Linked DNA regions of Homo sapiens: region 2 is linked to region 1. A link is a contact called in ENCODE POLR2A ChIA-PET data. All regions are on one chromosome and are shown on one strand. Each heading gives the region's core, a stretch centred on a gene start or an enhancer-like site at or near the end of the contact. The rest is flanking DNA. Distances are from core to core; before and after follow the strand shown. Region 1 overlaps ARRB1 (arrestin beta 1). Region 2 overlaps UVRAG (UV radiation resistance associated).

Region 1 (5,509 bases), core at 2,236-4,735:
CGCTTGCCTGCATGTGACTTGAAGGACCCTCCGTGCCTGTTCCTCTTCCTCCTGCCTTGGTGGGGTCTGTCTTCCTCCCTCGTCCTTGCACGTCCGTCCGTCAGTCCGTTCGTCCATCCACAGCGCCTGCTCGGCTCACACAGGGCTGGTCCATGGCCCTGGGCTCGGCTCTCCTGTCCTGCCCACGCCAACCAGTGGAATCAGGCTGTGGGGTGGGCAGGGGACTGGGGATCTTGTTGCTTCTGACTCCTGAGGACCAACCGATGTGGATTTCCCTGCAGTCAAAGGCCATCGAGTCACCGGACAGTGGCCAGAGGGGGAGGACCTGGGCCGACTGCGCGGACCGCCTCCAGGTCCAAGTGGCTTTCTTGCTCCAGCTCCAAAGCCAATCTTCCCTTGTCCCCCAGGAGAAATCTGGGGTGTGGGGGTCTCAGGTCACCCCATGAGGATGCCCCATGCACTGGCTGAACCCTGTTGGGCAGGGGACCCAGGTGGACACCTGCATGGTCCTAAATGGACATGTTTCATGGTAGAAGGGAACTCGCTGTTCTTAAAGGCAGTCTAGTCCTGAAACCCCACTCAAGCCTCCCCTTTCCTCACGAACAGGTCCTCTGCCCCCCTATTTAGATTCACATCCTCCTACCCCAGCCTTCTTCTGTCTGGGATCCCCCAAGGTAGAATCTGAGCTGACACTTCTGGGAGAAAGGTTCTTCATGGTCTTCTCTTTCATTAAGCCAAACTACTCCTTGCTGTCCAGAAACGGGAATGCTTCCTAAGGGTAGTTTTCTGGGTGGTGGGGTGGGGTTTGCCGGGCCTATTCTTGGGGGATTCAGAACATGCTGTGAAACTACTGGTGGCCTGGCCTCTCACAGTGGGAATAAGTCCTTCCTCTGGCTACAGAGCCACACTGCTCCCCCCACCTCCTAAAGAACCAGGTTACTTTTCTAGCCCTCAGGCACAAGAGTCAAATTCATGCCCCTCTCTGCCCCTTTCATGACTGGCCCGAGTCCTGATGTGACTGTCCCCACTGCCACAGGTGGCATCCACATGTGCCAGCCAGACAGGCCTTTCTGCTCATGGTCAGCCCCAGAGGCCAGAGACCTCAGAGAGGGTGGTTCTCCCCGGCCCCAGAGCCATACTCTGAGTCACATCTGGCCGGGCCTCTGGATAAGCCTACTCTCCCTGCCCCTGCAAACACACCACATTTTCCTTGTCTCTCCCACCAGTGATGACGACATTGTATTTGAGGACTTTGCTCGCCAGAGACTGAAAGGCATGAAGGATGACAAGGAGGAAGAGGAGGATGGTACCGGCTCTCCACAGCTCAACAACAGATAGACGGGCCGGCCCTGCCTCCACGTGGCTCCGGCTCCACTCTCGTGCACTCGGATGCTTACTCGTCTTCTTCCTGTTCTGGTTTCTTTTCCCCTTTGTTCTTCCAGTTTCTACCAGGGGGCCCCGTGGGCTTCCAGATCACGGTGATGAACCTCTGGCCTCAGGATTGGCCCCACATCACCACGCCAACAGGACCACAGCGCACTGGCTCCACCCCATCTCTGCCATCTCCACTCCCCTCCTTTTCATGCTGTCTCCCAGAAAAGCTGCCAGGGCTCTGGCCTTGGAATTGGACTTGAGATGGGGAGCAGACAGGGGAGGATGGGGAATGTGGGACACGGTGTGGTGGGCATGAGGGCTTGGAGGGGTGGGGATGAGGGCTCAAGACACGAGAGAAGATGTCCACGGTCCCAGGTGGTTAACAAAGTTCTGGCAGCTAAAAGATGACCGCGTTGAAGGCCACCTCCTTCTGGCTGGGAGGGGCAGAACTGTGGACAGATTCTCAATGCCTTTTTGAAGTTCTGACCCACCAAAGACCTTCTGCCTTCACCCTCCTCCCCACCTGATGTCCCTCTGTGTCTGATAGTGATGTTGGTGAAAGTTCGTAGACCCCAGGAGTAGAGAAAAGCAACTGGACTGACTTTCTTACCAGCAGTTACCTAGACTGAGGCAAGCTGTGTGGACTCACCCAAGTATATTTCAGTACTGTCAGGCTGTGACATCTTAGCTACCTTGTATTTCAAGTGCATGGCCCTGTCTAGAGATATGCACAGAGAGAAAAGCAGAGGGAGGGAGGGAGGGGGTCTTCAGCAAGCACCAGCCCCCAGCAGAGTGAGCTGAAGCTCCTGAGGAGGGTTCCCGAAGGGGGGCGCTCAGAGATGGGGGCAGGGGGCGGGGAGAGGAGAGTCTGCCTTATGTCCCTTCCTTGTGGACTTCACATGGTCATGCAGGAAGTGAGGATGGGTGTCCAGCGGGGGCCGAGGCCACTAGTATCCTCCTGCTTCCCCCTGCCATTCTCCAGGGCTGGACTGACCCTATGGACTGGGAGAGAGTGCCTGAGGCCACCATGCCACAGTCAAAGGGGGTCCTATCTCAGAAGGTGGCAGCATCCACTGAGATATCCTCACCCGAAGGGAAGGAGGCTGCTGGGTAGCAAATAAGCCCCTTCTTTTCTTGGTGAGTTGATGACCTCCAATAGCTCCCAGTGTCATGGGTACCCAGTACGCATTAGCTGGTGTTGGGTTGATTGAGACCTGGGGCAGTTCCTGGGGCAAGAAGCCAGATGGGAGATGAGATAGAAAGTGTTAGGAGTTATCCTCTTTGCCTGGCCTTTGAGAATAACTTACTGTGTGACTTTGGGCAAGTTCCTTCCCCACTCTGGGCCTCAGTTTCTCACTTGGGAAAGCAAGGAGTTTGACCAGATGATCACAATGGGCCTTCCTAGCTCTGGCCACCAAGAATTTGTGAACATTAGAGCTCCTGGTCTGGTGGGTAGAGCCAGAGCTGCTGACTGGTCTCTCTGCCTCCAGAGGGGATTTATTGGACCTCAGAGGTGGCAGGGCCCTATGGAGCACCAACTGCCCTCAACCCCACCCTGTGCCCAAGACTGGGAAGGGATTGATGTCAGGCTGTGGCCATAGGTAGCATGAGTTGCCCAAGGAGGGACAGAGCATATCTTTGCTGAGGCTTGGCTGAGGGGCTTATGATAGGGCTTGCAGTACCTCACAGCCCCCTGTGGGCACAGACACCCTGAGGTTTACCCAGGCAAATATATTGATTAGCAGGACAAGGGCTCTCTCCTCAGTTTCTGCTCCCTTCCATCTCTCTCCCATACTTGTCTGAAAAGGGAGACAAAAAATCTTATACAAGTGGCATCTCAATCCTTTCCAGTCCAGCACCTCCTGGGGCAGGCAGTGTGACTTATTTCCTGTGGTGAAATCACCTGTTTCACAAGCCTGGCAGCGCGACTTCTGAGTCTCATGACCACTCAACCCAAGGGACCCCTCCCCAGACCAGAACCAAGTCAGCTGGGGGCTGTCGTACTACCCTGTCCAGTCTTGAGGGCCTAGTTGCAGGTCCCCCAGGCATCCAGCCCCTCCTAGAGCTTGCTGGGCAGGCTGCACCTCATCTGGGCAGGCGCAGAGCTGATGAAATGCTGGAGCAATGCATGGCAAACATATGCCCTCCAGTGTCTTCTGAAACCTTTGGGGCTGACACAAGATCCTTTAGTGTTTGGGATGACCTCTTTCCTGCAGACTTCTTCCCCTATCCCTAACTCATGCATGGAAAACGTTTGTCAGGCTGGTTTCCCGAGCCTCCTGCACCTCAACATCACGCTCACCCTTTTGGGTTTAGCCCAGTGTTATTTAGCAAATTTCTCCAGCTGCAGGGAAGGATCAGAGCACTATCTTTTTTTTTTTTTTTTCTCCTGGAGCCAGGACTGCACAAGGCAATGGCCAAATTTAGTTGAATTCAGCCTACCATCCTTTGCTGATGACTCAGCTCTATGCCAAGTACTGGAGCCACAGAGATGGGTCAGTCCCAGCCCCTGTCCTCAGGAAGCCCATGGTCAGGGAAACGTTGTAGGGATAAGTAATAGAGGGCAGTTGCCTTCAGGGCTCCTGGTGGCTGCTGGTCCCTATGGTGCCTTGATGTGAATTAGAAGACGGTGCCCTTTCCAGGTGGATTCAGACCTACACTAGAACGCACAGCTTTGGGAGTGACACACAGGTTGGATTTTAGCACCCCTTGCCCCTTGGCCAGAGGTGCCCTGCTGCACGGCCATACGCTGCAGCCTCGAGGGACACACAGGCCAAAGTGTTTCCTTCAGCCTCTTCCTGGAGAGGAAGCCGCAGGTCATGTTTCCAAGCTTCTGGTCAACTCCAGGCACCACCTCCCAGCCCCCAAACATGGCCGAGCCAGTGCTTCTCTGCAGGGCCCCTTTCCTTTCTGGAGTCAGCCTGCCCAGGTGATACCTTGAAGTGAAACTAGGGGTGGGGGAGCCTCACTAGGCCCCAGGCACCATCCCACAGTACTGGCGGTTTCTCTGCCAAGTGTTTGGGGCCTGCACTGGCCAAGCCATCCGTCACTGGGACTTTGCAGTGTGCCCTGTGGGTGGCGTGTGGACACCGGTCCGGGCAGGAAGGAAAAGCATGCCCCGGTGAAAACCCACCGAGCAGAGAGCCAGCGGGACCTCCTCAGCATTCCACCCAGGGGAAGAGTTCAGTCCCCATGAAGATAAGGACTGAGTTATTTGGCTGCACCTCTCCTCAGCCTCAAAGCTCAGACCTGCTAGAGTGGGTTCACCTGGCTGTTGGTTCTGTGGGAGAGTTCCTGACAAGCTGGTTCCTACATGGTGCAGTGAAAGGAACTCTGTCCTGGAAGTCCCCAATGCCGCCTCTCAGTCCTGCCTGTCACCAACCACCTGGGGGGCTTGGGCAAGCTACTCAACCTCTGGGGCTCAATTTCCCTAACTGTAAAATGGGATTGTAATCCCTTCCCTGCCTGACGCAGGAATTGTTATGAGGCCCAGATGAGATGAAAGTCAGCGGTCAGGGCTCTGTAAGTTGAAAATGGCTGGATGTGTGTGGCCCTGCCACTGCAGGGATGGCCCAAGGTCACACAGAAAGTTTGCTGCAGGAGGAGCCCTCCCCACCAGTCTTCATCGCTTGCCCTGCTTCTCACTTAGGCAGATGTCAACCAGAATGAGATACAGCCAATTTGGCTTTGATGACCCAGCTGAGAGGGAAATTTAGATACAATTCAGGAATATCATGCCCAAAAATAGTGGTCCCAGCAACCAGGACACAGAGGGAAGACCTGGATATTGTCAGTGATTGGTGGAGGGGGACATCTTGGACCCTCCTAGGCCTGGTGTCACATCTCCCATCTCTCAGACCCCACAGAGGCCAAGGGGCCTTGGCTCTGACCCAGGTTAAAGAGAGCCACCAGCCCCCAGGCTCAGGGAGCTGAAACCACCCATCCGCAGAAATCTAAGGGCAAGGAGAAATAGAAATTGTCTGTTCCTTCCCTTCAAAGTGTAAGGCCTCTTCCAGGAGCAACTGGAGCCACCACAGCTTCTCAGTGACATTGGGAGGGCTTCGGGCCCAGGAAAAACCCAAGCCTTTTGTCCTGAGAGCCGAGCCACAGCGGATGCAGTGGCGTCAGCATCCCA
Region 2 (5,752 bases), core at 3,107-5,606, 560 kb before region 1:
ATAAAAAACCAGAAAGCTTTCTTCATGTTGCTACTTCTCATGTATACTTAGATATTAACATCTTAGTGGATGAAAGCAATACTGATTTTCTTGAGGACAGTCTTATTTTCATTAAAAGGAGACAACGTTAAAAAAAAAAAGGTTTTTCAAAATCCTAAGCAAGATTATTTTTATTTTGTATTGTTTAAAAGTTTAGTTTTCTGGATTAGCTCTCATACAAAAGAATGATTGGAATTAAGGAAGGAAATAGTTCATATCCCCTGAAAGATGTAAGTAGGCTGGCAGACACAAGACATACAGTTCCGAATCCTGTGCCTAACAATTCAAACAAGGCACTTTAAAAGTATCTATTGAATAAATGGCTCTCAGTTTTTCCTATCCTGCACTCAGAATTAGTTTTTTGTTTGTTTGTTTGTTTGTTTTTGAGACGGAGTTTTGCTCTTGTCGCCCAGGCTGGAGTGCAGTGGCGTGATCTCGGCTCACTGCAACCTCCGCCTCCTGGGTTCAAGCAATTCTCCCGCCTCAGCCTCCTGAGTAGCTGGGATTACAGGTGCCCGCCACCACGCCCAGCTAATTTTTTGTATTTTTAGTAGAGATGGGGTTTCGCCATGTTGGGCAGGCTAGTCTCGAACTCCTAACCTCAGGTGATCCACCTGCCTCAGCCTCCCAGTGCTGGGATTACAGGTATGAGCCACCGCGCCCCGCCCAGAATTAGTTTTAACATACGCTAATATGAACACACGAATTACTTGTATTCACTGTTAAACCCTTAATCACAAAAGCTACACTCATGTTAAAGAGTATAAAATTTTTCCTGGAGAAAAAAAAAAAACAGATCATAAGCCTGATTCTCATGTTTACTTTTATGATCTATTAAGTCTGATTCTCACTTTTACTTTTATGTCTTCCCTTTTTTCTTTCCCAGGAGTCTACTGACAAAAGCCAAAGGTTGCTGCTAGTTTCAGCTTCCTGGTGTTCCTCATTATTTTCAAAAATGTCTGACTGCATCTTTTGGACATTATAAAAACCACAGTAGGAAAAAACGCCAGCTATTTCAATGGACCAACAAAGTGAGACTCCAAAGTGGTAAGTTCTGATGCTCAACTTCAGCATTATCAGTCTCAGCCTCTCAATCAATAAGCACACTATACTGGAGTTTTCACAAAGAATGGATAAGTAAAATGCCTAATAACATTACTACCACATAGGGTCTACAGCAATCAACACCAAATATTACACAGAATAAAACCATCAAAAAACCAGATGGTTACTCTTTCAGAAACTTAAAGAGGCAGAGAACAGAAGTTCTTAAGTAGAACATTTAAAAAAAAAAAAAAAAAAAGATAGGCATGGTAAGTACCCAGGGACAAAACAGGAAGACTGATCATTTAAGCTCCAGAGGGACATTCCAAAGTTTCACTCTAATTCACACCATAAAAGGGACGTGGGAGGGTGGACTCTGAGTGCTCTGCCCTTAAAGAGAACGTTAAAATACAGCCTCTCCTCCATTTCAGTTCTAGCCTAAAATCCCCAAAGCTGTGAGGCTAATGTTGCCAAAGGACCGAGTGAAGTTTAAGAAACAAGTTCTCGGCCAGGCTCACGCCTGTAATCCCAGCACTTTAGGAGGCAGAGGCGGGTGGATCACGAGGTCAGGAGTTTGAGACCAGCCTGGCCAACATGGTAAAACCCCGTCTCTACTAAAGATACAAAAAATTAGGTGGGTGTGGTGGTGGGCACCTGTAATATCAGCTACTCTGGAGGCTGAGGCAGGAGAATCACTTGAACCCAGGAGACAGAGGTTGCAGTGAGCCAAGATCGTGCCACTGCACTCCAGCCTAGCGACAGAGCAAGACTCCGTCTTAAAAGAAAAAAAAAGGAAAGAAAACGAAACAAGTTCTTGGCCAGGCACAGTGGCTCACGCCTGTAATCCCAGCACTTTGGGAGGCCAAGGTGGGTGGATCACCTAAGGTCAGGAGTTCGAGACCAGCCTGGCCAACGTGATGAAACCCCATCTCTACTAAAATTACAAAAATTAGCCGAGCGTGCTGGCAGGCGCCTGTAATCCCAACTACTAAGGAGGCTGAGACAGGAGAATCGCTTGAACCCAGGAGGTGGAGGTTGCAGTGAGCCGAGATCACACCACTGTACTCCAGCCTGGGTGACAAGAGCAAAACTCCATCTCAAAAAAAAAAAAGAAACAACTTCTCAACACACCCAGCCAAGAACAGTGGAACTGTTCACAAGACCCAGGTTCTGTTTATTTCTCTGCCACAAGCAGGAACAAGACACAAGACAGATCTGTTAAACTAATACTCTTTACTAAATACTCCAGGGCAAGAATAAATAGCTAGAACAAGTCTGTGGCCAGGCAAATAGCTTCACCTCAGAGGGCTTCAGGTTTTGCATCTGCAAAATTCCATGATTCAAAATTCATGTTTCCATCTTAAAATAAGATGGAAAACAAGGTTATGTGATACTAAATCAAGAAGGTATACTATGAATTGTAAAATTCCAATGTCAAGTTTCCATTCTGTGTGTACTCGTCTACTTTTATAATCTAAGGAGGCAACTGCTAAAATACTGTACAAGGCATTGAAAAAATTTAACAATATAAGACTTTACTGGCCAGGCACAGTGGCTCATGCCTGCAATCCCAGCACTTTGGGAGGTCGAGGCAGGTGGATCACCTGAGGTCAGGAGTTCGAGATCAGTCTGGCCAATGTGGTGAAACCCGTCTCTACTAAAAATACAAAAATTAGCCAGGTGGGGTGGTGGGCACCCCAGCTACTCGGGAGGCTACTCGGGAGGCTGAGGCAGGAGAATTACTTGAACCTGGGAGGCAGAGGTTGCAGTGAGCTGAGATCGTGCCATTGCACTCCATTCTGGGCGACAACAGGGTAACGCTGTCTCAAAAAAAAAAAAAAGACATTACTTATGTCATTAAACCTAAAACAAAGCATAAACCTAAAATGTTTCAACCTCTCTCATAAGACAGATGTCTTTTTCTAAAACACCTTCAGTTTGTAGCTGTACACATTCCAGTACGTTGAAAATGACAAACTTGGCCGGGCGCGCTGGCTCACGCCTGTAATCCCAGCACATTGGGAGGCCGAGGCAGGCGTATCATGAAGTCAGGAGATCGAGACCATCCTGGCTAACACGGTGAAACCCCATCTCTACTAAAAATACAAAAAATTAGCCGGGCGTGGTGGCAGGCGCCTGTAGTCCCAGCTACTAGGGAGGCTGAGGCAGGAGAATGGCGTGAACCCGGGAGGCGGAGCTTGCAGTGAGCCGAGATCGTGCCACTGCACTCCAGCCTGGGCGACAGAGTGAGACTCCGCCTCAAAAAAAAAAAAAAAAAAAAAATGACAAACTTCTTTTTCTCCCCAGCAGTAACATGTCTGACAGGTAAAAATACACAGCTTATCAAAAATACACATTTGGAAACTATGAAAATCTAATTTTTTTTCATTCTACCATACGTTTCACTTCAGGCCCAACTTATTAGTTTCAATTCTGCTTGTGCTCTATTTCTAGTCAGTTTCACTTCTGAATTTTCTACCACAAAGAATTGTGATCCTGTAGAGACATTTTAAAGTAAACACTAAATAAACATAGCTTTTCCTTTCAAAAAAAAAAAAACTCATTTTCACAGGAAAAAGAGAAACAAACAAAAAACATAAATTCCTAATAGCATTTTGTCACATAAAAATAATGATTTCAAGATGCTGATATCTTAAGTTTCTGAGGCTTCCTCATATCATTTTATTTATAAGAGCCAAACCAGCACAAAAAATTGCCATCATTTTACTTTTTAGATACTCAACTATATATTACATTTTTTCTTCGAGTTACAAGGGGCTTAGTAAATATTTGCAGAAGGAATGAATGTACACGGCATGGTAGTGCATTGCGTGAGGCACATGTTCCTGATAAGATGAACGGCCTTGCCAATAAAGCTGATTTTTTTTTTAGTAATAGAAAAATGATTAAATTAGATTAGCAAAAGTAGGGTATCCAAATAAACATAAACACAGAAAGGGAAAATATTTATCCTATACAGCAAAATCAAGCTTTAGATCTACTTTTCTGCTTCTATCATGTTTTTTTGCATGGGTTTCAATACCACTGAATCCAATCTTTCCTTGTTCTCTTTAGGCTGTAAAGTTCTTCAAGGGAAAGACTCATAAACAAAAAAACTGTACATGAGTTCCTACTAAATCATCAGCACAGTGTTAGGCACAAGTGCTGTAGGAAATAAAATATAAAGCCTGATGGTCCCAAACTCTGAGGTACTTAAAACTTTTCACCAGAACCCTGCAAAGAATGGGTGTCTAGGGCAAACAGGAAACACCTAGATTGTAGTCCCTTTGTTGACACTCTGTGTGACTTTAAGTTACCGGCCCAGTGCAGTCGCTCATGCCTGTAATACCAATGCTTTGGGAGGCCAAGGCGGGAGGATTGCTCGAAGCCAGGAGGTAGAGACCAGCCTGGGCAATATAGCAAGACTCTGTCTCTACAAAAATTAAAATTAAAAAATGAACCAGGCATGGTGGTGTGCACCTGTGGTCCCAGCTACTTGGGAGGCTGAGGCACATAATTTGAGTCCAGGAGTTAGAGGCTGAAATGAGCCATGATTTAATCTCCCATACAGAAAAATTCCAAATAATTTATGTAGATACTCTACCCTCAAGAAGGGGGAGCACAGATCTCACTCAAGTGTGGACTACACATAGTGACTTCCTTCCAAAGACTACAGTATAGAGGGAAGGGGAGGAAGAGTAACCTTATAGCAGAGAAACCTGACAAACACTACCTGTGGCCCTTCAATTTACAATAATAAATATATACTTTGGTCTTTGTACACAGTTCCTGGTGCAGAGCTCTTAAAACCTCTGTCATTCCCTGGGTGCCATAGGGGTACTAGGAGAATCTTTACTTTTCATATTTGGTCTTTGACCCCAGTTCCAGACACAACGCCTAGTCCCTCAGCGTTTCCTAGGTGAGGAACATCCTTTGTTCTAATGAGACAACTCTTGGTGAGCTCCTAGAAGGAGAATGGTCACCAGAAAGACCAGGCCATGATCAGAAGCTTGGAACTTTCAGCCCCACTCCCCATCCTCCAGGAAGGGGAGAGGGGCTGAAGACTGACTTAATAATTGATCATGCCTACATGATGAAGCCTCCATACAAATCACAGAACTACAGGTTTTGGAGAGTTTCTGGGTTGCTGAACATGTGGAGGGTGGAGCTGCCATGAGAGGGCATGAAAGCTCTGGGCCACTTCCCCCATACTGTTCCCTATGATATCTTCCATCTGGCTGCTCGTCTGTATCCTGTGTAATATTGTTTATTTAAAAAAAAAAAAAAAACAGTAAGTGCAAGCAAGGTGCTTTCTTGAGTTCCGTGAGCTGCTCTAGTAAATGACTGAGCCTGAGGAGGGGAACATAGGAACCCCCAATTTATAGCCAGTCGGTAAGAAGTTCCAGAGACCCAGACTTACGTCTGGCATGTGAAGTAGGGGACAGTTTTATGGGTCTGAGCCTTTAACTTGTGGAATATGATACTAACTCTAAGGAGATTGTGGCAGAATTGAATTGAATCATAGGACACCATATTGGTGTTCACTGGAGGATCGCTTGGTGTGTGGGGAAAAAGCCCCACACATCTAATGTCAGAAGGGTTATGCTGATAGTATAACAGTGTAATAGGAGAAAACAGCTAGTTTGCCTTTCCTATCATATGCTACCAC

What was found. ChIA-PET counts read pairs that join two places held with the same protein, here RNA polymerase II (POLR2A).
Region 2: POLR2A ChIA-PET joins it to region 1 with 15 read pairs in activated CD8-positive, alpha-beta memory T cell. The contact joins two enhancer-like sites. POLR2A ChIA-PET finds 5 or more read pairs at or near these places in 4 of 52 experiments (BJ, HepG2, RWPE1 and 1 more).

The regions. Positions count from the first base shown.
Region 1 is chr11:75,261,992-75,267,500 of GRCh38, reverse strand. ARRB1 (arrestin beta 1) reads left to right here. Exons shown (of 16, transcript NM_004041.5): 16 at 1,227-5,509. The coding sequence ends at 1,338. Among named protein-coding and RNA genes, the nearest start is that of TPBGL, 24 kb to the right of the region's middle. RefSeq lists enhancers at 817-1,316, 1,317-1,818, 3,853-4,784, 5,143-5,509 and a silencer at 1,407-1,496. Within about 2 kb of position 3,485, at least 8 of the 41 ENCODE cell types and tissues checked have a DNase peak (open chromatin) inside an H3K27ac peak, as active enhancers do.
Region 2 is chr11:75,822,284-75,828,035 of GRCh38, reverse strand. The region is part of intron 1 of UVRAG (UV radiation resistance associated); the gene reads right to left. Among named protein-coding and RNA genes, the nearest start is that of UVRAG, 10 kb to the right of the region's middle. RefSeq lists an enhancer at 3,541-3,620. Within about 2 kb of position 4,356, at least 4 of the 41 ENCODE cell types and tissues checked have a DNase peak (open chromatin) inside an H3K27ac peak, as active enhancers do.